2 separate regions of the Homo sapiens genome follow, and region 2 is linked to region 1. A link is a loop called in an ENCODE intact Hi-C map of the cell type or tissue named here. Cell type or tissue: dorsolateral prefrontal cortex. All regions are shown on one strand. Links, peaks and the distances in the headings refer to the core of each region. The heading gives the core; the rest is flanking DNA.

What was found. Hi-C counts contacts between places; a loop is a spot of excess contacts. Peaks named below come from ENCODE experiments on the same cell type or tissue, not always from the same donor. Only the 100,000 strongest peaks of a DNase experiment are listed, where the experiment ranks them.
Region 2: it touches region 1 in a loop (2.0-fold over the local background); 5 of 110 quality-filtered maps call a loop at or near these places.

The regions. Positions count from the first base shown.
Region 1 is chr13:25,239,141-25,250,722 of GRCh38, forward strand. It overlaps MTMR6 (myotubularin related protein 6), which reads right to left. Exons shown (of 14, transcript NM_004685.5): 14 at 7,082-10,352. The coding sequence ends at 10,092. Among named protein-coding and RNA genes, the nearest start is that of MTMR6, 43 kb to the right of the region's middle. In dorsolateral prefrontal cortex, for the core only: a CTCF peak has its summit at 10,211; a DNase peak (open chromatin) is centred at 10,191; H3K27ac peaks cover 2,382 bases.
Region 2 is chr13:25,186,152-25,197,733 of GRCh38, forward strand. LINC01053 (long intergenic non-protein coding RNA 1053) reads left to right here. Exons shown (of 3, transcript NR_120427.1): 2 at 373-548; 3 at 3,108-4,506. Among named protein-coding and RNA genes, the nearest start is that of LINC01053, 11 kb to the left of the region's middle. In dorsolateral prefrontal cortex, for the core only: no CTCF peak of the experiment used is centred there; DNase peaks (open chromatin) are centred at 6,501 and 6,950; H3K4me3 peaks cover 927 bases; H3K27ac peaks cover 2,500 bases.

The DNA of each region.
Region 1 (11,582 bases), core at 8,673-11,172:
TCTCTATATGCAAAAGAATAAAGTTTGACCCTTACCTAACACTGTATACAAAAATTAACTCAAAGTGAATCAAAGACCTAAATGTAAGACATAAAAATATAAAATTCTTAGAATATAGGGCAAAAGCTCTGCAAAGTTGGATTTGGTAGTTATTTCTTGAAATGACACCAAAATCACATGCAACAAAAGAAAAAATAGGACTTTATCAAGAGTAAAAACTTCTGTGCATCAAGTGACACTGTAAATAGAATGAAAAAACAACCCACAGACTGGGAGAAAATATTTGTGAGTCATATATCTAAAGGGATTAATATCCAGAATATATAAAGTATTTCTATAACTCAACAAAAAGCCCAATTAAAAAATGAACAAAGGACTTGAGTAGACATTTCTCTAAAGAAGATATATACAGGCCGGGCATGGTGGCTCACGCCTGTAATCCCAACATTTTGGGAGGCTGAGGCAGATGGATCACCTGAGGTCAGGAGTTCAGGACGTGCCTGGCCAACATGGTGAAACCCTGTCTCTACTAAAAATACAAACATTAGCCAGGCATGGTGGTGTACATCTGTAATCCCAGCTACTCAGGAGGCTGAGGCAGGAGAATCACCTGAACCCAGGAGGTGGAGGTTGCAGTGATCCGAGATCGCATTGCTGCACTCCAGCCTGGGCAACAAGAGCAAGACTCCATCTCAAAAGAAAAAAACAAAGAAGATATATACAAATGGCCAATAAGCACATGAAAGGATGCTCAATGTCACTAATCATTACAGAAATGCAAATAACAATCACAATGAGATACCACTTCATACCCTAATAATCATTAGGATGGTTGTCATAAAAATAAAGTGGAAAATAACAAGTGTTGGCAAGGATGTGAGAAACTGGAACCCTTTGGCATTGTTGGTAAGAATGTAAAACAGCCGCTATGGAAAAGTTTGTTCTTCAAAAAATTAAACATAGAATTATCATAGAATCTAGTAATTCACTTCTGAGTATATATCAAAAATAATTAAAATTCTTATTCAGTTCTTGTTGAGACTTGAAGACTTATACACCAATGTCCACACCGGCATTATTCACAATGGCTAAAAAGTAGAAATAATCCAAGTGTCCATTAACTGATGACAGGATAAACAAAACATGGTCTATACATAGAGTGGAATATTATTCAGCCAGAAAAAATGTATGAAATTTGGATACATGCTAATCCATGGATAAATCCTGAAAACATGCTAAGTGAAACACACCAGACAGAAATGGACATATACTGTATTCTACTTATATGAAGCAACTAGAATAGTCAAATTCATAGAGACAGACAGTGGAATGATGGTACCAGGGGCTGGATTGAGGGTGGGGTGATGAGGAATTACTGTTTCATGGGTACACAGTTTTTGTTTGGGATGATGAAAAGTGGATGAGGTAATAGTTGCACAACATCGTGAATGTACTTAATGCCACTGAATTATACATTTAAAAATTGTTAAAATGTTAAGTTGGTGTTACGTATATTTTACCACAATAGTAATGAACAAAAGAATACTTGAGGGGATTGGGTTCCCACAGGATAAATGGCAGCTACCCAAATTAGAATTTCCACATCCACCAAAACAACCATACAGATCAACAGGGAGGACAAACTAAATTGCCCTGGCATACACTTGCAACATTATTAAGAGTCAGAGAATTTTATAAATTTCAATTTAAATATGACTGCAGAAATAAAGGCCTGAGACCAGTAGATCCACCGTCTATACCAGAGTGGACAATCAGGTAAAGAATGCATAGAAGAGAGTTCAATGAGGTTTTGCTGGTGATGGATCAGTAAATGTCAACTAGAGCTCATTCCCAGAAGGAAAGGATCCCTCTCTCAGTAAAAACATTGACACCATGTCTGAAAACTGAGGAGTCAAAGGAAGGGGCAGTCTTGAGAAAACATTAGTTCTAAAAGGATATCTTTGAAAAGAATATCTTGGAAGGGTAGAGGTAATGGAAGAGAAGAAAACAGCTAAAGATAAACATCCTCCTGAGACAAGATGATATAAACAAGTTGAGACAGACAACAAAGGCACCCTTTATTAAGGACACTGTACTTCACTATAGCAATGAAAGAGGAAGCTCTTGAACTAAGAAAACTGTTAAGACATGCAAACTCTTCCATTCTTCTACATAGGATTGTCTGTTATCACTGGTCCAGGCAAATCCAACACAAATACTCATGAACAGAAAATGAAAAACGAACAAGCATTCATGTGAAGTTATTAATTAAAAAAATTATACATAAAACTTTTCAATAGATGAAACCCAAAAGAGAAAGATTACAGGCACAGGCAAATGGTAACAAAACTAAAAGACGGATTAAAATAGAAGTAAAAATGCAAGTACTGATATGATAAACCACCACTTATCATAAATACAAAAACTCAAATAAAAATGGAGGAAAAAAGTGAAACAAGAACTACTGAACTTAAATAAGCTAAAGCAAAAGGAAAATATTTCAGAAATAAAAATTAAATGTTGTTTGCAAAGGGAAATATGAATAACTGGACATACAATAAAAAACATAAAGGAAAGAAATTAAAAGTGCCAAAAAATTAAATAGAAATTAACAAAAGATGGTAACAGGATCAGAAAGCAATACGTATAGAAGATAAACAAGATCTAATATGCATACAATTTGAGTTCCTAAAAAAGGAAAGAAAAACAATGTTTAAAACTCATTCAAGAAAACTGCCTAAATACAAGCAGACTTGAATCTACATGATAGTATACCTGGAAAACTGACTTAGAGGAGTCAAGACATAATCTTGCAAAACTATTGACTTTAAAAAGAAAAAAAAAAACCCACTGGACTTTAAGGCAAAAAACCAAGTCACTTACAAGGGAAAGAAATCAGGTTGGCTTCAGACTTCTTGACAATATACAAAACAAGAAAATAATGGAACAACGTTTTCAGGAAAACCTAAGAAAGAAGTGTGACCATGGTCATATGAAAATGGCTTTGTTCTTACAGGACACACACTTTAAATATTTAAGGAACATAGGGCATCATATCATAGCATCTTACTCTCAGAGGGATTCAGGAAAAAATGTCCCTTCTGTACTTGCCAATTTTTCAGTGAGGCTGGATTGTTTCAAAATAAAAAGAATAGCAAAGAAAACCCTGAGAAAGAAGAGTGATGAGGCAGAGCTAGCTCTACCATGTAGCCTAGATAAATACAACTGGATGGGTTTGGCACATCAATACAGATACACATGCTACAGAACAGGATCAAGAACTACATAAAAGTGACATCTGAAATCACTGACAAGATGAACTTACTAATAAATGATTCAAACAACCAGGTAGCCATTTGGGAAACAGATAAATTTGGATCCATACATCTTTCTATATATCAGAATGAATTCCAAATGGATCAATCAAATGTAAAGACATAGAACCCTTTAAATATTGAGAACATGAGTGAATCCTTTATAACCTAGTATTAGAGCAGTCTAATTACGATTCAAAACAAGAAGTAATATAAGACTAATACAATTCTACCTCCTAAATGTCAAACTCTTCTACAAGGCAAAAAACATAAGCAGCAAATGACAAACTGGGAGATTATTATTTGCAGGTCTGTTTTCCGATATCTCAGGCTCACCTTGTACTCTCCCTTCAGTTTTGGAATCAACCATTTGTCCAAGAAAACTTTTGTTCCTTTGCACATTATATCACAAAATATAAAAAGCTCTTAATAACTACCTATTTTTTTAGAAAAAAATAGGCAAAAGACACGAATAATTCACAGAAAAAGTGCAAATGATCTTAACTACATGAAAAAAATGAGAAAAAAAAATTGATGCCTTATCCATCGATGCTATCTTTACCATGCTCAAAACTTACAGACTATAATCCTATGTAGAAGAATGAAGAGTATGCATGTCTTAGCAGTTTTCTTAGTTCAAGAGTTTCCTCTTTCGTTGCTATAATTAAGTGCAGTATCTTTAATAAAGGGTGCCTTTGTTGTCTGTCTCCTGACTTGTTTATATTGGCTTGTCTCAGGAGGGTGTTTACTTACATATGGTGGCTCATGCCTGTTATCCCAGTACTTTGGGAGGCTGAGGAAGGCAGATCACTTAAGGTCAGGAGTTCAAGACCAGCCTGGCCAACATGGTGAGATGAGACCTCATCTCTACAAAAAATACAAAAATCGCTGGGCATGCTGGCGTGTCCCTGTGGTCCCAGCTACTCAGGAGGCTGAGACATGAATCGCTTGAAACCTGGAGGTGGGGATTGCAGTGAGCTGAGATTGTGCCACTGCACTCCAGCCTGGGCAACAGAGTGAGACTCTATCTCTAAGTAAATAAATAAATAAGAATTCCCCACTTTGGGAGGCCGAGGCAGGCGGATCACTTGAGATTAGGAGTTCAAGACCAGCCTAATCAACACGGTGAAATCCCGTCTCTACTAAAAATATAAAAAATTAGCCAGGCGTGGTGGCAGGCGCCTGTAATCCCAGCTACTTGGGAGGATGAGGCAGGAGAATCACTTGAACCAGGGAGGCGGAGGTTGCAGTGAGCCGAGATGGCACCACTGCACTCCAGCCTGGGTGATCCAGCGAGACTTGTCTCAAAAAATAAAAATAAAAATAAAAAATTCTTTCATCTTTACTCCATTCCCTGAGCTACTTCTACTCTGGCTGACCTGTTTAAAACATCCTCAACAAAAATACCCTCTTCTCAGCCAGTCATTTTCTTCCTCATATTTACAACCAGATCTGTCTTTGGAGAAACATTTCACCTTGAATGTTTGTACTCACTGGACCCTGCTGTTTCCGGAGGTTGTTCCTTCTGGTGGGTTCCTGGTCTTGCTGACTTCATGAAGGAAGTCACCTTCGCAATGAGTGTTACAGCTCTTAAAGGTGGCAGGAACCCAAAGAGTGAGCAGCAGCCAGATTTATTGTGAAGAGCAAAAGAACAAACCTTCCACAACGTTGAAGGGAACCCGAGTGGGTTACTGCTACTGGCTGGGAGGGTTTGGGGTGCGGGGTGATCAGCTTTTAATCCCTAATTTGTCTGCGCCCATGTCCTGCTGACTGGCCCATTTTACAGAGTGCTGATTGGTCCATTTTACAGAGTGCTGATTGGCCCATTTTACAGAGTTCTGATTGGTGCATTTTACAAACCTCTAGCTAGCCACAGAGTGCTGATTGGTGCGTTTTTACACAGCACTGATAGGTGCATTTTACAAACCTCTAGCTAGCTACAGAGTGCTAATTGGTGCGTTTTACGATCCTCTTGAGACACAAAAGTTCTCCAAGTCCCCACTTGACCCAGAAGTCCAGCTGGCCTCACCTCTCACTGCTTTCCAGTGTATGTGTACTCACTGGACCCAGCACTTCTTTTAAAAATGCCAGCAAGGCCGGGCGTGGTGGCTCACACCTGTAATCCCAGCATGTTGGGAGGCTGAGGTGGGGGGTCACGAGGTCAGGAGATTGAGACCATCCTGGCCAACATGATGGTGAAACCCCGTCTCTACTAAAATACAAAAAATTAGCCAGGCATGGTGGCACGTGCCTGTAGTCCCAGCTACTCAGGAGGCTGAGGCAGGGGAATTACTTGAACCCGGGAGGCGGAGGTTGCAGTGAGCCGAGATTGCGCCACTGCACTTCAGCCTGGCAACACAGCAAGACTCTGTCTCAAACAAACAAACAAACAAATGCAGGCAAATAAGTGTAAAAAGTTAAAACAAAATTAGAGAATCAGCATTTTGTAACACCAAAGAAATAACTGATTTGGGCAAGTATAATTAATGGATAGGTTGTTAAGGAAAGGGATATTCAATTTGATGCCAAAATATCACCCCATAGAGCATTTGCTGAGTTCAAAGGGAAAAAATGTATCTTTACAATGAAAAGATAACCAAGTGATTAAATTTAGCGTCACTAACAATGGAACCACCTGGCATTATATCCTCCCGCAGTAATTCAATATTAAGTACACAGCATCTTTCCTGAAATGCTAACTCTGAATTTCATCTAGTACCTACTTGACAGCAGGTACAGTAGACAGAGGAACAAGTTAAATTACACCACGAAGAAACAATCAGACAAAAGCAGAAAGTGGGAAAACTACAACTGGTCTGGTGCAAAAGGTCAATGCAGAGGGGAAGAGGTGACCGGCTGTTCAACACAGAGACTGATGAGCTACAACCAAATGCAATGCACAAACCTCAGCTGGCTACTGACGCAAAATAGCAGGACAAAGGCCATTTGGGAACTAATGGAAAAACAGAAATTTGTACAAATGGTTTCATCCCTCAGGAGGGGCACGCTTACACCACAGTAACAAAGAGCCCAAATTCTCAGTGGCTTAAAACAAAGGTTTATTTCTCACTCCCACTTGTATCACAATGTTTCAGAAGTGTGATGCTCCCTAGCCTGTTGCTCTTTATACAAGAGTAATTCTGAGGTGGGGCGTGGTGGCTCACGCCTGTAATCCCAGCACTTTGGGAGGCCAAAGCCAGTGGATCACCTGAGGTCAGGAGTTTGAGACCACCCTGACTAACATGGAGAAACCCCGTCTCTACTAAAACAACAAAATTAGCCCGGTGTGGTGGTGCATGCCTGTTATCCCAGCTACTCCGGAGGCTGAGGCAGGAGAATCACTTGAACCCAGAGGCGGAGGTTGTGGTGAGACAAGATTGTGCCACTTTAACTCTGTCCTGGGAAACAAGAGTGAAACTCCGTCTCAAAAAAAAAAAAAAAAAAAAAAAAAAAAGAATAATTCGGCATCCCTTTAAGAACAAACAAGATGTTTACTGACCATGATGGGTGGTTTACAGCAGTGTTTCTCAAAGTATGATTCCCCAACCATTTGCATCACAATATCCAAAATATTGCTAAGTGCAAACAATTTATTGGTATGCAAATGATTTTAACTCCAGAGTCCCAACCCCTAACTACTGAATCAGAAACTGAACACCAGGGCTATAGAGTCTACTACTAGCTTCTGAAAGTTCCTTTCAGTTATGCAGGCCACTATTTTATAAAAGTTGCCATTTAAATGGATATTTTACTTTCCTAGAAATAACTAGAGTAGCACAAATACTGTTTATTAAAATGTCAAGGTTTCATGTTTACATTTTCTTATATCAAGTACAATGGTATATATACTTTTTTTTGAGATAATTATTCTAGATTCCAGGCTTTCTTCTAGATGTAAGTTCCTAAAGCTTATAGTTTACATTGATATCTAGACATATATCTTAAACAGTCTCCAAATTTTCTTTAATTAATCAAAGTATGTTAATGTCACTTGGAATTCTACATGGAAAAGCCAACAAAATAACTAAAACTTGACTAATGAAGATCAGCGTCACTAATAAAAGTCTGCAACTGTAGTATTAGGTTGGTGCAAAAGTAATTGCGGTTTTTGTCATCACTTTCAATGGCAAAAGCCCCAATTACTTTTGCAGCAACTATATAGTTTTATAAATGATCAGCATTTAATCCAACTTAGCATGTCAACTGGAAATTTTTCAATATTTTAAAGCTGACCTTCTGCAAAAAATGTTTCAAAACAGGCTTGACTGACACCACCTCCCTGCTCTGCTACCCGACCAAATAAATTGAATTTGTTTTAAAAGAGTTCCCTTCATCTTTACTCAAGATTCCCTGAGCTACTTCTAGCCTAGCTGACCTTTTCAAAACACCCTCAATAAAATTATCCTCTTGTCAGCCAGTTATTTTCTTCCTCATATTTACATCCAGATCTGCCTTTGGAGAGACATTTCACCTCGAATGTTTGTACTCAATGGACCCTGCCTTCCATCAAGTTGGCAAGGGCACAAAAAAATAGTGATTGTAATATAAGCAAGTGACAGGAACAAAATGAAAACTTAATGACATTATTACCTACATCTGATGGGCCTTTTAGCCCACTATACCTATTTTAAATATTCTGGAAATTATTTTTGTATGAAACAGGTATTATTTATCAACAAACTTTTGGAAAATAAACTCCTCAAACCTTATGCTGTTATGTTAATGTAATGGGCAAGTCTACTTGCCTAGGTGAGAAGAAAAAAAAAACAACTACAACTTGATTCCATTTGTTTTATCCAGAAGAAAAACATTCAAAGTAAAATGTGAACATTTAATTACCTTTAAATCATATATGAAGTAATTTACATGCTATACACTTCCAAACACACTGAACATAAATTCAACTTTATAAGACATATACACAGTCTGCTTTTGCCAACATATACCCTGTAGGTCACTTAAGATGTAACTGATTTCTCAGTCCACCTGTGAGCATATAAACACACAAATATATGTCTGAAGTTGAAGATTAAGATAATAAACCAGAGTTGAATACAAGAAGTCAGCCACAGAAGATTCTAAAACCACAATCAGTGACTGGAACACCAAGGCACAAAAACTTCCCTTTGTAGTCACAGAGATTAAGTTTCCATTCCCAGTGCTTAAATATGGAAGCAGGATTGGTTAATCACATACTATATTTTATAGTGCATTTCTGTTGCTGTTTAAAAAGGAATATTTTTTAAATTACATAATGTATTACAGAAAAGCATTGGAAAAATAAACAGGATAAGATAAGCTCTCATACAATAAAGTTTTTTTTGGTCTGAAAAAGATGTTTATATTCAAAACTAATATAATAGAGGTGTAACAGAAAGTAGCATGAGGAACACTATGCAAATTGCCTAATACTCGAATTGTACTTCATGCCACCATGTTATTTAAATTTTCAATTTTAAAGCCAGTTGGGTGATATTGCTAATTCCAAGTGATAGTTTTGGGGTTTTTATGTTTTGTTTCTTGTTTTTTGGTAATTTAAAGATATGTACTAGTACACAGAATAAACAGTAAATATAACATGGCAAAATGAAATCTTTCCCAGAGTTTATGTTGCTTTTGTTAAACAGTAACTTTGTACTAGAATCTCTTTTTTTTTCTATATTTAACAAGAAGAAAAATAATGCTCCACATAGAAATGACTTCAAAATTCATGCAACCATGCACAACCTAAACTATCTGTACTTCCCTTTTTTATTTACCCAAAAGTTTTTGAGTAAACTGAAAGTTAGATACTCCAGGAACAGCAACTCATTGAGCAATAAGGCAGTTTAAAAATATACATATACATGTACTATTCATTGTTTCTCAGAACAGTTTTAGAGCTTTAGCTCTTTAAACTTACACAGTTGTGAAAGAAATAAAGCCAACCACAAAATAAGAATCAATGGAATGCAGTAATCCATATATAAAAGACAGTCAAATGTGCTTATACGTATTCAAGAAATCAATATTCTAAGCTGTAAATAATAAATTATCAAATGTAGCACTAAACAAATTATGATCAGAATAAACCTTCAGTTTCATTAATTTTGAATACAAAAGTGGGGCAGGCTAAACGTGAACAGTGTACTTCTACAAGTGTTTATATAGAAGTATTGTAGCATGCACCCCCAGCAGTAATGAGAGCACAATTCTTTACAAACAAAACAAGGCTGACCAGAAGAAAAACAAAACAAAAAATCTTGTTGTAGGCTGTAAAACTTAAGGGTAAAGAATCCACTGGGAATTTAAGGCTTTCTTAGAAATATTTTTCATGGCACTTTAACATTAAATATCACTAAAAGGCAAAATATGTAAATATTCATAGTTACAAAGCTACATAATTGAAAGTACATGCCATATCATTTATTAAGAAACTATGTTGTCAAATTTTGTTTTCTTGAAGTTAAATTGTACTTAAGGAAGGTTATTTATGTTTGGCTGAATTAACATAAATCATAAACGTCAATTCACTAGTGTACAGTGCAAATTGTGTTTTGAGTAAATACATCAAATACCACTCATTTCTTACAGAACTGAATGTCATTCCTTGCTGGAAATGCAATTAAAATGACTTATTTCTCTCACAAGGGTAGTTATTATCCTTCCTTCAACTATTAGCCTACTGTTAAACCCTAAAATTGTTATTAGACAAATTCCTTTTGGTTATGCTTACAGACCATCCTCACAATAATCCTTTTCTTGTACTGCAATCATTGCAGAAAAAACTCTATGAGTCTAACAAGTCATTCTTGCCACACCATACTCTAAGCTGACCACAGCAGGTTCTGATTTAGAAAACTCTTCTGCATATTCACTATAACGATTATCTGCCGGGCTGCTGCCCTCTATAGTTCGAAGAGCATCATTTACGGGTAGCAGAGTCTGCTCTTTAAAACACAGGGAAGTTTTGAGGTTAGGTGATTCAGGATGAACTGAATGTAACAATTCCTTGGTGAGGATGCCATCTGTTTGCTTATTTTTGCGTTGTTTAATTTTCTAGAACAAACACAAATTTGAAAAAATTACTAATTGCATAAGCCACAATATGTTACATGAAAAAAGAAAACATGCTTTTGCAAAATATGTTCTCTGTATGTATAATGCAAAACTAAATCTCAAAAAAGTAGAAACATTTAATGCATATGACATGGTTGAAAATCCTAATTGTGTACAATTTTTTGCTGTGGAAAATTGTTAGTTTTTATATTTATTAAACAAACAATCCAGCAAGACTTGACTGCAGGCGATCACTAGGCTTCCACACTTAAAATGGACATATATTACCTAGAAAGCATAACAGGTAAACATTTATAATAAAAGAAATGTGTATGAAACATTCACCCTGAAAACACAACAAACAAACTTGTGTAGCTAAAGGGCTCACTGACTATATAGAGTTTTTCTTACATGGTTTTCCTACAGTGGTTTGTTAGGTAAAAATAACAGACTTTAAACACAACAGAACTTTACTTTTTTAACAGAAGATTTTTAAAGTGTCCTGTGGCAGAGTATCATGCTCTCCAAATTCTTGGACTGTCCCGATAATCTTGTATTACCTATTATCCTGGACTTGCCTCTCTTGACCATATCCTTCTACAATTTACTCAAGCAGTCATTACCTCTTTATCTAAAAGATGACTAAGGGAGACTCCTGCCTGAGAGGTAGATGAGACAGTCTTACTGTTATAACTGTCTAGGATTTAAAAAATATATATATACTTACTGATCCTTTTTGCTTATATAGGATGGCAGAAAAAAGATTATAGGAAAGTCTTAGGGTAGAGAGGGATTTGTTAAACAAGACACACACAGAAAGCATAAAACATTGAGCAATTTGACATGAAAATTCAAAACATCTATATATAGCATACCATAAATAAAGTGGAAAAGACAATAGGCTGGACAAAACCATTTGTAATATATATAACTAACAAAGAATTAGTGCCTGGCATATAAACAACTCTTACAAATCACTAAGAAAAAGGCAAATATGCCAACAGAAAAATGAGCAAAGGTTTGAACAGTCCATTCACAGAAAAGGAAAACCAAATGGCCAACAAATATGGAAAGTCATTTAACTTCATTTGTAATCATGGAAATCCAAAACTGAAAACAATTTAAATATTCATCCATAGCTGAATGGATAGACTGTGATATATTCATATAATATAAAGTTATATAGTAGTTACTAATAAAAAGATGAATAAAAGCTACATGTATCAACAT
Region 2 (11,582 bases), core at 5,963-8,462, 56 kb before region 1:
AGCTGGACAGTTCAAACGTTTGTAAAAGGCAGATCTCGGTGTTCTGACTTCTCCTCGTCCTGTTGGTAGACTGCCTCCGTGACATGCTGGCAGGATTTCTATAAGGGCACAGAAGGCACAGGAGGGTGGGTGAGGACTCTGTGGCCTGCGAGTGCGCACCGGGTGCATGTGCTAGTTTTGGGCCGCCCTACAGATTCCTAACTCACCTTCAGCAACGACCTGCACCGTGAACCACACTTTCCAATACAGATGGTTCCCTTTTTGGCAGACTAGCAAAACTCGGGGGGCTACCCACAGAAAGTGCTCATCTTGCTACCTCTGTTCAACATTTAGCTTCTGACTAATCAATCCGAAACTATCACCCCACTGCAGCCTTTCTGCAGCTGACACAGGTGAATTCATGAAGACCGGGAAGGGCTCCTAATATTTCCATCTGAAGCGGGATCTCTGAAATTTCATAGACATGCGGTCACGCACACATCTTTCCAAGGTCTCAGAAGCACAACAGCTATTCACAGCTTCTCTGAGAACAGACAAGGGGCTTGCAGGTGGGTTGTACTTGAATAAGCTTCTTTCTTCCCTTCCTCCCTCCAACAACATGAAGCACCAGAATAACTCCCTGTTACTAATGTGCGAGAAGTTTCTTGTAGGTGGTCCATGCGACACTATTCTTTCATTGCAATTCCTTCCTTCCTTCCTTCCTTCCTTCCTTCCTTCCTTCCTTCCTTCCTCCCTCCCTCCCTCCCTCCTTTTCTTTCTTTCTTTTTTTTTTTTGGACAGAGTCTTGCTCTGTCGCCCAGGCTGGAGTGCAGTGACACAATCTCGGCTCACTGCAAGCTATGCGTCCTGGGTTCACACCATTCTCCTGCCTCAGCCTCCCGAGTAGCTGGGACTACAGGTGCCCACCATCACACCTGACTAATTTTTTTTTTTTTTGTATTTTGAGTAGAGATGGGGTTTCACCGTGTTAGCCAGGATAGTCTCGATCTCCTGACCTCGTGATCCGCCTGCCTCAGACTCCCAAAGTCCTGGGATTACAGGCGTGAGCCACCGCGCCCGGCCCCCTCTTTTCTTTCTATCTCTCTCTTTCTTTTTTTTCTTTTTTTTTTTTAACTGGGTCTTGCTCTGTTGCCCAGACTGGAGTGCAATGGTGCGATCTCGTCTCACTGCAACCTCCGCCTCCTGAGTTCAAGCGGTTCTCCTGCCTCAGCCTCCCGAGTAGCTGGGATTACAGGCACCTGCCACCACACCCAGTTAATTTTTGTATTTTTAGTAGAGACGGAGTTTTGCCATGTTGGCCATGCTGGTCTCAAACTCTTGACCTCAGGCGGTTGGCCTGCCTCGGCCTCCCAAAGTGCTGGGATTACACGTGTGAGCCATGGCGCCCGGCCTGTATGCTGACAATTTCTTCTCACACCTGTGAAAATGATGTTTGTCATTCTAACTAAACAGAATTTTTCTCATGCCCTTGTGAAGCATTGTATTCACATTGAGTACAAGCCTCTGGTCCTCTCACTTCGTACACAGATGGCTGGAGACAACAGGCACCCCAGTGCATGTTTCCCTGTCTCCCACTCTCTGCTCTCTGGCAGGAACGAAGCCCGAGGAAACCAGGCAAGAATTCTCTGTCCTTAAAGAGACAGGAAAGTTCTCCTGGAAGGAAAGGGCCATGGCTCCATTTAGACCTGCAGCCTGCCCTGCGGGGAAGTGGGGAGAAGGCAGGACCGGAGAGTGTGGAAGGGATTAGTGGCTAGGGTGGAAGAGAGTGTAAGAGAAAGAACTGGCTGTCTAGTAGATTCCAAACCAAAGCAGGACCCAGACTTGCAGGGATCCCCATCTCCTTTCTGATTCTTCCCACATGAACACGCTCCAGCTGGAACCCAGCTACCAGCAGCTTAGGTGGTTTGGGAAATACTTGAGCTTCTCCACCAGCATCCCTGACTTTTATACCCTCTAAATGTATAATGACATTGTGCATTTGGTGTACAAATACAGCATCGAAACAATTCTTCTAGTTATCTTTTCTTATGAGGTTAGGACTCTGAGCCTTTTCTCTACAGAAATTCTAGAAGGTTCTAAACATGGGCTGGTGAGAACTAGCTTACGTTTGAAGAATCTCACCTGGCTGCCATGTGGAGATTGGATCTAGGGGCAAGGTGGCATGGGGAGGCCAATTAGGAAGGTTCCTGGTGGTTTGGGCTAAGGTGGTAGCAACAGAGACAGCAAGAGGTGGTGGTGGTGATGTGTGTTAACAGACCACATTCTCAGACATCATCGTCAGTGACATTAAACATGATGTTAACATTAAACACGATGTTGATAGAGCCACTTATATAGTTGGATGTGACAGCTGTGATAACTACATCTGCATCTAGTCAATCATATTCAAAGTTATTTACTGAGCTCAGGAAAGCAAAATAAGACACAAGCCCTATCCTCAAGTAGCTTACAGAATCTAGGACAGAAATTTTGCCTATGACCAGGTGGAACAAGTGCCATTTGAAAGGCACAATTCAGTGGGATTCAGACCCTCCAAACGAGGACAATGACTCCTGACAGGGGTAACCAGGGGTGCTTCCCTGGTGTGGGTGAGAAAATGCGGAGAGGAGGCCTTCCTAACATAGCAGAGGCCTATGGGGCAGGACAGGAATGGCTGGGGATAGGGAAGCGTGCAGCGTCCTCAAAAGGTGTGAATGCTGATTCGAGCTGGAGGGTACGATTCACAAAGGAGTAGTTTTTGGGAGGGGAAGCTTGAAGATAGATTAAGATTAGTTTAAGGAAGGCTGTAAATGCTAAATTAAAGGGTTTATTCTGTGGGCAGAGGGAAATATTGAAGTTTTGGGGCAGGTGGGAGTTTATCATTGTCTGTAGGCAGGCAGATTACAGGGGGCAAACCGGGACATGAGCATGGAGTTCAGTCGCCCATCTGCTGCTAGACAGGAAGAAAGAGTAAATTCTAGAAACATTGTGGGCATAGAGCCACATTGTAATTACCTGGCTGAACGTGAAGGGTGAACAGAGGAGAGAAAAGAGAACTGAAGGATGCTGAAGTTTAATGACTAGGGGAGTTGGGAGTTGCTGTTCATTTCTCTCCGATTGAATTTCAGGTACATCTGGCACAGGAGGGTCAAGGTGGCCAGCACGCACATGGAGATGCACAGCTAACACTGGGGAAAACCAGACTGGAATAATTCTCTGAGCCTTCTCCTTACAGGCAGCAGTCAAAGCAATGGGAGTGAATGCAATTGATGAGAAAAAATAATGAAGAACCAGAGAGGAGGAAAGGAAAGGGGGTAAAGGAATCATCTTGTAGAAAACTCATAGCTAAGGGTCAAGAAGGAGAAGGTTAAGCAGGGGAGTGATCAAGAGGTTGGTTGATAGCTCTGCTCTGTAGACCTTTAATTTGTTTGGAACTTGGTGCCACCCTGCCATCGTAGCTGGCTTGCTAATGTTCCAAATAACCTCCAGCTTGCTTGTCTCTACTTTTCTGGACATTATGATGCCCAAGTAACAGAATACTGTTGCTGAGAAAGATCTTTTACAAAATCTCTGTTATACAATTAGAGCTTGTTCATTTTAGGTGTTTTTTTTTTTTTAAATCAGACCATAGTTCTGCATTATGAGTCTTTCAGATCTCTGTAAATAGCATTTGTCTTCCTGGCTGAGGATCTCAAAGACATTCAACAATATTTGAATCTTAGGCTGGAGGACATTTTCGTATTCTTCAGTCAGGAATAGCACACTTCCTTTCATGAATAGCAGCTTTTAGGGATTATATCATGAGGTACAAATAAAGAGGCCCTCACCTGGTAAATAATCCATCATGTATGCATTGTGTACAGAACACAATGACTCTTGACCTCAGCCTGGCTTCCTGTGTAGAAGAGTATGGTAGAACCTGAGCAGAGAGAGGGACGGAGAGAAAGAACCCCAGCTCAGATCATACGCATGATTCAGACTGCAAAGCAGGACTGCTTCATGGCATGTGGCATCAGTTGCACCAGGCCCATGCTGGGCTAATGCCCCACTGGTGAGTTTTGAAATTCTTAATACTTTTTGAACAAGAAGCCCTGAATTTTTATTTTCACTGGGCACTGCATATGATCTAGCCAGTCCTGCTGCAGAGCTTAACATATGTCTGAATAATAACAGAAGAGGTCAATGGGGTCTCTCTTGGAAATAATGTTTGAAGTGGCTGTATAGGTCCTGCAAGCTGGGACTGCAGGATGTGGTCCCACGGGCTTCCCCGACGATGGCTAACTGAGGCCAGCCTGGGAGGAGCAAGTGCTCTGCAGACCGTGGCGTTGGGAGCTTTACCTTTGAGGATAGTGTCTGGGCAACAGCTGCTCACCCTGCATGGCCAAAGAATTTAGCTGCAAAAATCTACTTTGGAACTCCCTAATTAAACTAATGAAGTCAGAGCATTTTAATCTGTTCTTGGTGCAGCCCTATGTCTAATCCCAGAATAAATAGATAATTGTGACTTTGTGGCATATGTGTGCTGAGAAAAAATAATGTGTGCTGGTTGTTTTTTGTTTTTCTTTTTCTTTTTCTTTTTTTTTTTTTTTGGTGATATGTAAGCCAGACAACATCTTTATATCCTTTTTTAAAAGCTTGGGAAAGGAACTGATTTTCCTTAGCCAAATGCAATGTTTAAAATGAAGCGAAATTGTAGTGCTTTTACAATCAATCACACTTGTATTTCACCATCCTTTACTGACTGCCATAAACAAGTCATGCCCAATAGTTCCTACACTTGAAAGATCCTATTTGATCCTCAAATTTTTCTTGCTTTAAAGAACACTCATGAATAATAAATGCTACCACACAGATGTCGCCTAAAGAGGCTGAGGTTGGGGAAGTGCAGAGCGAGTCTTGTCTCCCTCCTTTAGCCTCGCATTCTACAAATGAGGAAACTTCACTGGTTAGCCTTCAAACTATATCATGTTATTTCCCTGAGACACATACATCTTCATAATGTTGGAAAAGCCTATAAAATCCAAAAGCTAAAGGGTCATTCTGTTTAATCCTTCCATTTTTCTTCCCATCAAGAGTGTTCTTTGTTAAATATTTCTACCTCCTTTTCAAATAACTGAAATGAAGTCACTCTTACCCCCTTTGGAGTTTATTGATTTATTTACCAAATCTTTTACGTATTAATCCAACTATTAGGCTACTTTTTTTTTTTTTTGACGGAGTCTCGCTCTGTCGCCCAGCCTGGAGACTGCACTCAATCTCTGCTCACTGCAACCTCTGCCCCCCAGGTTCAAGCAATTCTCATGCCTCACCCTCCTGAGTAGCTGGGTTACAGGAATGCACCACCATACCCGGCAGTTTTTTGTGATTTTAGTAGAGATGGGGTTTCACCACGTTGGCCAGGCTGGTCTTGAACTCCTGACCTCAGGTGATCTGCTGGCCTTGGCCTCTCAAAGTGTTGGGATTACAGGCGTGAGCCACCACACCCAGCCCTCAGATTCTTTTATGCAGGAGAAATCTCTGTCCTACAGCCTCTCACTTTACCTCTAGCTCAGCTAAGTACTAAATGCAAGGTTTTCATTTCAGAGCGACCACTGAGAGTGCATGGACAGTCAGCACACTCCACCTCTACTAGCAGAAAGGAGTAACTTCTCAAGTGAATGGTGAACACCTATTTATCATGCCCAAGGCTGGCTGCTCCAGCCAGGGGACACAAAAATCAGCAAAATACAGACCCTACTTAAAGAGGACATATGGACATTTTACAAATTTTCTTGAGAGTAAATTTGTAATTTACAAATTTCCTTGATAAGATGTGACCAACCATCTCAATTTGCTGAAATGGAGGGATTTCCCAAGATATGGGACTTTCAGCTTCAAAATCAAGAAAGTTCTTGGCAAACCAGGAGGAGTTGGTTATTCTACTAATTAAAAAGTAAATAGCATTACTGTGTATGTGGAAAAGAAGATACAGTACACAGGGCCAGGCATGGTGGCTCACACCTGTAATATCGGTGCTTTGGGAGGCTGAGGCAGGAGGGTCACTTGAGTGAGACTCTGTCTGTAAACAAAGAAAGAAAGAAAATACAGCACACACAGCCCTGTTTGTGGGGCCTCTGTCTGAGCAAACACATGGCTTTTGTGGACCTTTCTGTGTGCACCCCACGAACATGGAGGCAGAATGAGTTACATGGTTCAGTAACATGCTCAAGATGCATACCTTGAGCTCTGAGTCCCTAAGACTCAGGTGAATAAGGTGAATAAGGACCAACTCAGGGAAAGGTAGGCTCTGCAGGAGACCTTCCAGAAGCCCTGTGGGTGGGGAGGAGAAGAGAGCTGCCCACATGAGAGACAGTGCTTTGGGAGGACCCCCCGGGAGCACCCTTTGACTCTTCTCCCTTCTCTCTCTTGCTGGACTCCCCACCACCATCCCGTAATACTTGACTCCCAAGCGTCACCCCACAACACTTGACTCCCCCAACAGCAGGCAGCGGGGGCCACGGCTCTGCTTGGACCCCACTCCAGCCTCCCCTGCCACTCTGGGCTCCTCCTGCTGGTGATCCCAGCAGCAATGTCCTCCCTATACGCTGCTGTCTCTTGCCCGGGCCATTGGATAAAGCTCAACAGGACAGACATGCCGGAGAAAGCAAATTTTATCCCAAGACAAACACTACAGTCTCTCTTCAGAGAAGCCTTTGAAGGTGGAAAACATTATGGTGGATGGAACTGGAGGTTTTCATGACCTGTGAAGAAATGCTGGGAAACTGGAAGAATAGAGAGACAAACAGCTCCTCTTTCCTTTTGTCTTTATTTTGATATTTGTTCTTGAACAGTCCCTTGTTTATTATCCTGTGGTGTGTATTCTGTCCCCATGATGATGCCTACCGCAGAGCCAAAATGTGAAATGAGACTCATTGTCCACCGCAGATGTGCTGCTGGAGGCTGGCGGGGCAGTGGTGAGGGAGGGAGACGTGTCAGCTGAGCCCGTGACAAAGAGATGCTCTGTGTGTTGTTTACCACGACCTTCACGAGAGTCCAGATGGGGAGCTGTACACTCAAGGTCTGAAATCCACAACAAGGGAGATTCTAGGCAGAGAAGAGGAGAACGCAGTTGAGCTTGGAGAGATGAACTGGGTTGGAGTTCAAAGAGAGACATAGTACTTCACCCTGGGCAGAGTCATTTGCTGAGCTGAGAACAAGTGCTTGTTCTTGGGCAGTTAACACATAACAATGTCTTCTGGAGACAACAGATGCTTGAATCTTATTACTACTTAAGCTGATTTAAGATTTATATTAGCTTGGTTTAAGTGTGTCACTAGAATAACATTTTTTACTTCCATATTAATTTTGAGGTTGAACTGGGAACAATTGCGAAAACAAGCATGAAATTAATTTCTTTATAATCTCTCAGTAGTCATATGACATCAATATCAGTAGAGCTCATATTGAAGAACTATTTGACTCAAAAACAATTGTATGTCAGGCACTACGTTAATCTTAGAGAATTAACATAGGGATCTCCTAGTAAAATAAGCACTCTATTTAATTTTATTCCTTATTTAGTTATCTGCATTCCTGACTCAGCTGAAAATTTCACAGGAATAGGGAACAAATCTGTCTGTATCCTTTATGCCTTGCACGGTGCCCAGCTAGCATATAGTAGCCACTCAATAAATACTTGTTCAATGTATGAATATATGAATGGACATAGTTCATATGAGGCATGATCTCTGCCTTTAAATTGTGCAATCTCATAAAGAAAACAAATATAATCTTTAAAAAATCCATACAAAACAGAGTGAATTAATTGACAAACATGTAACCACATTCATTCATTTATTCAGTCAACAAATACTTATAGCCAGGTGAGTTGGCTCACACCTGTAATCCCAGGACTTTGGGAGGCCAACATGGGCAGAGCGCTTGAGCTCAGGATTTCAAGACCAGCCTGGGAAACATGACAAAACCCCATCTCTACAAAAACATACAAAAATTGGCCAGGCATGATGATGCACGCCTGTAGTCCCAGCTACTCCACAGGCATATGAAAAGATACTCCACATCATATGTCATCAAGGAAATGCAAATTAAAACAATGGTGAGATGCCACTACATATTTATTAGAATGGCTAAAATCCAGAATACTGACAACACTAAATGCTGACAAGGATGTGGAGCAACAGGAACTCTCATTCATTGCTGTGGGAATGCAAAATGGTACAGCCAGGTTGGGAGACAATTGGACAGTTTCTTACAAAACTAAACATGTTCTTACCATGCAATCCAGCAATTGTAGCTCTTAGTATTTACCCAATGCATTAAAAGCAATACATTTATGTCCACACAAAAACTTGCACACAAATATTTATGGAAGCTCTATTCATAACTGCTAAAACTTGGAAGCAACCAAGGTGTCCTTCAGTAAGTGAATGGACAAGTAAATTGTGGTCCCTCCAGACAATGGAATATTATTCAGGATTAAAAAGAAATGAACTAAACTATCAAGCCATGAAAAAACATGGAGGAACCTTAAATGCATATTACTAAGTGAAAGAAGCCAACCTGAAAAAGCTGCATAATGTATGATTTCCAACTATATGATACTCTGGAACAGTCACAACTATGAAAAAATAAAAAAATGGGAGGAGGAAGGAATGAATAGGTAGAGCCCAGGATTGGTAAGACAGTGAAACTACTCTGTATGGTACTATAATGGTGGGTACATGTCACTGTACATTTGTCCAGCCCCATAGAATGTTCAATACCAAGGGTGAACTAATGTCAACTATGGACTCTAGGGGATAATGATGTGTCCTTGTAGGCTCATCGGTGGTAACAAATGTACCATTTTCTTGTGGGATGTTGATAGTAAGGGGAGGTTTGTGGGGGTGGGGTGGCAGGAGGTATATGGGAACTCTCTGTACCTTCAACTCAATTTTGCTGTGACCCTAAAGCTACTCTAAAAAAATAGTTTACTAAAAATGTATAGTGAGGAAAGGAAAAGATTAATAAGTCTGATTACATAAAAATTAATAATTTATATTCAGTAAATATTACCATAAATAAAATGAAATGAAAAGTATAACACTTTAAAATACGTTTACATTTTAAACATTTAAAAATAGAAACACATTAAAACATAATATGTTGAAATTATAATATTATAACATTTATTTTCACTGTTCCAAATGTAATCTCCCCAATCCCACAACATTTACTTCAACACAAACAACTTTTCCCCAAACCATCAACATCAACTGGTCTTCATGTCCACATAGAGAGGGCTGCTAAGAAACTCAGCAGGATTCAGATCTCATTCATGTTGTTCTCTGGATCCTGAAGGAAGAGCACCTCTCCCCTCTGGTAGCCCGAGCATCCGTTGGTTTTCCTGTCCTGGCTGGAAGGGCCTGTTACAAAGTGCTTCCTTTGGTTATGGCATTAGTGAGCTTTCTGGGCATTTTTTCGTTTTTGATTCAGGGCAGGTATTGCTTCTCACTGTAGGCAGCTAATAACTTCACTTGTTTCCCATCTGCCTTCATCACTCTGAGTTTAACCTCTTACTGATGGGAAGAAAGTAGCCAGTCAGGAAGCCCAGGCTGCCCATGAGGAGGGTGCATCACTGGCTGTGGTTTCATGTGGCTCTGACAATAACCAGACCTGGGTTTACTTTCCTCTTGTTTTTGTTTGTTTGTTTGTTTTTAAGATGGAATATTGCTCTCTCTCCCAGGCTGGAGTGCAGTGGTGTGATCTCTGCAGATCACCACAACCTCCGCCTCCCAGGTTCAAGTGATTCTCCTAAATCAGCCTCCTGAGTAGCTGGGATTACAGGCGTGCGCCACCACACCCAGCTAATTTTTGTATTTTTAGTAGAGACGGGGTTTTGCCATGTTGGCCAGGCTGGTCTTGAACTCCTGACCTCAGGTGATCCACCTCGGCCTCCCAAAGTGCTGGGATTACAGGCGTGAGCCACCATGCCTTGCCCTGAGTTCTCTACACCTGGGCTCCAGGTTGCTAAAGTCATCAACTAGGAGCATGAAGTTCAATCAGAACACCTTTGTTTTCATCCTTTCCTAGTTCATCAAAACTTCCTGCTACCACTACTCGGAGGCCCCGAAGATCGAGGGGCTGGGCTCTTATTTCAGATGTTCTTCCAGGTTTCTACCAACGCCATTCCTCCAGGTTTCCACCAACACCATTCCTTCTGCATGTCCCCCGCATGGTAAACTGTCCTCCATCAGAGCTCTGAGAGCCACAACTCCAGGGGTGCCTTCCAAGCCCCAAGTCAGAAAAGTTATGGCCCAAAGTCTGCAGCCAGCTATGACAAAGATGTGATTCTCTCCAGCACCCAGAAACTTTTGTGCCACCAAATTGCTCTGTTTCTCTAATCGTTAGACTCTTTTGCATTCTTTGCACAGTTCCCATCAAAGTAAGTGATGAGTGGGTTACTTCTTTGTATCAAATCTTGGTTTTCCTTTGTCTTCTGAGAGCAGAATGTTTTCCTGGATAAATTGTTTTCATCTTGCCACTCTGTGTATGTGTTTCAGTGACCTATTGCTGAATAACAAATCACCGTGAAACAGTGACTCAAAATAACACTTCATGATTTCCCATGGTTCTGTGACCTGCATGGGTGGCTCTTCCTGGGTGTCCCCATGCATTGCTCACACCAATGTGTCTGTCTTGGGCCTGGGCTGGCCAGAAGGACCATGAAGGTGTCTCGCACATCTGAGGGCTGGGTGCTGGCTGTACACTGAAGATCGTGGGTTCGCTCCCCACTCCAGGTCCCACTGTCCCCGTGTAGTGTCTCATCCTCCAGAGTCCCCCATGTCGCTGCTGTCTCCAGGAGAACAGTTTGGGTTTCCTTACACCATGGCGGCTGGGTAACACGAGCACGAACGTGAAGCTTCCAGGCTTTCCCAAGAACTGGCACAGTGATTCTGCATTCTATCAGCCAAGTGAGTCACGAGGCCAGTGCAGATTCAAGGGGAGGGGAAGTCGCCTGTACCTCTCAGTGATAGAAGTGGCAAAGAATCCTTAATCCACCACAGTGTGCCACAGTTCTGCCCTCAAACTCATTCACCCAAGGCGAAGTGTAAACAAAATGATCGCCTTTCTGGTGTCATGCGCTTCTTCACCAGATGTTCCTCGTGTCTCCTCAAGTGCTTGCGTTCAGGCTGGGGGCAGCTTTCAGGAGCCCTGAGTGAAGTTCACCAAACAGACCTTTGCAGAGCCCAACACAGAAGCATGTTATTTAGCAGTGAACAAACACCTCGACTTCTTCCTGCCTCCACTGCTTCTTCAGGTGACTGGCAATTCCACCTGACTTAGGCACCAGGTTTGTTTCCAGCTCAGAATGCCTTTGAGTCAGAGAAGCACTGCTGCGGTGTTTGTCACCCGTGTTCCAGCTGCTTCAGTAGACCTGTGCGATGGAGATCAACTCTGGTGGCTGCCTCCTCTCATGCTGAGGAAGGCCTTGGGATGGTGCATTTTACGTGTCAAGGTGGCCAGGCCACCAGATATTTAGTCAAACACCAGTTTTGATGTTGCTATGAAGGCATTTTTAGATGTGATTTACAGTTAATCAGTAGACTTGAGTAAAACAGATG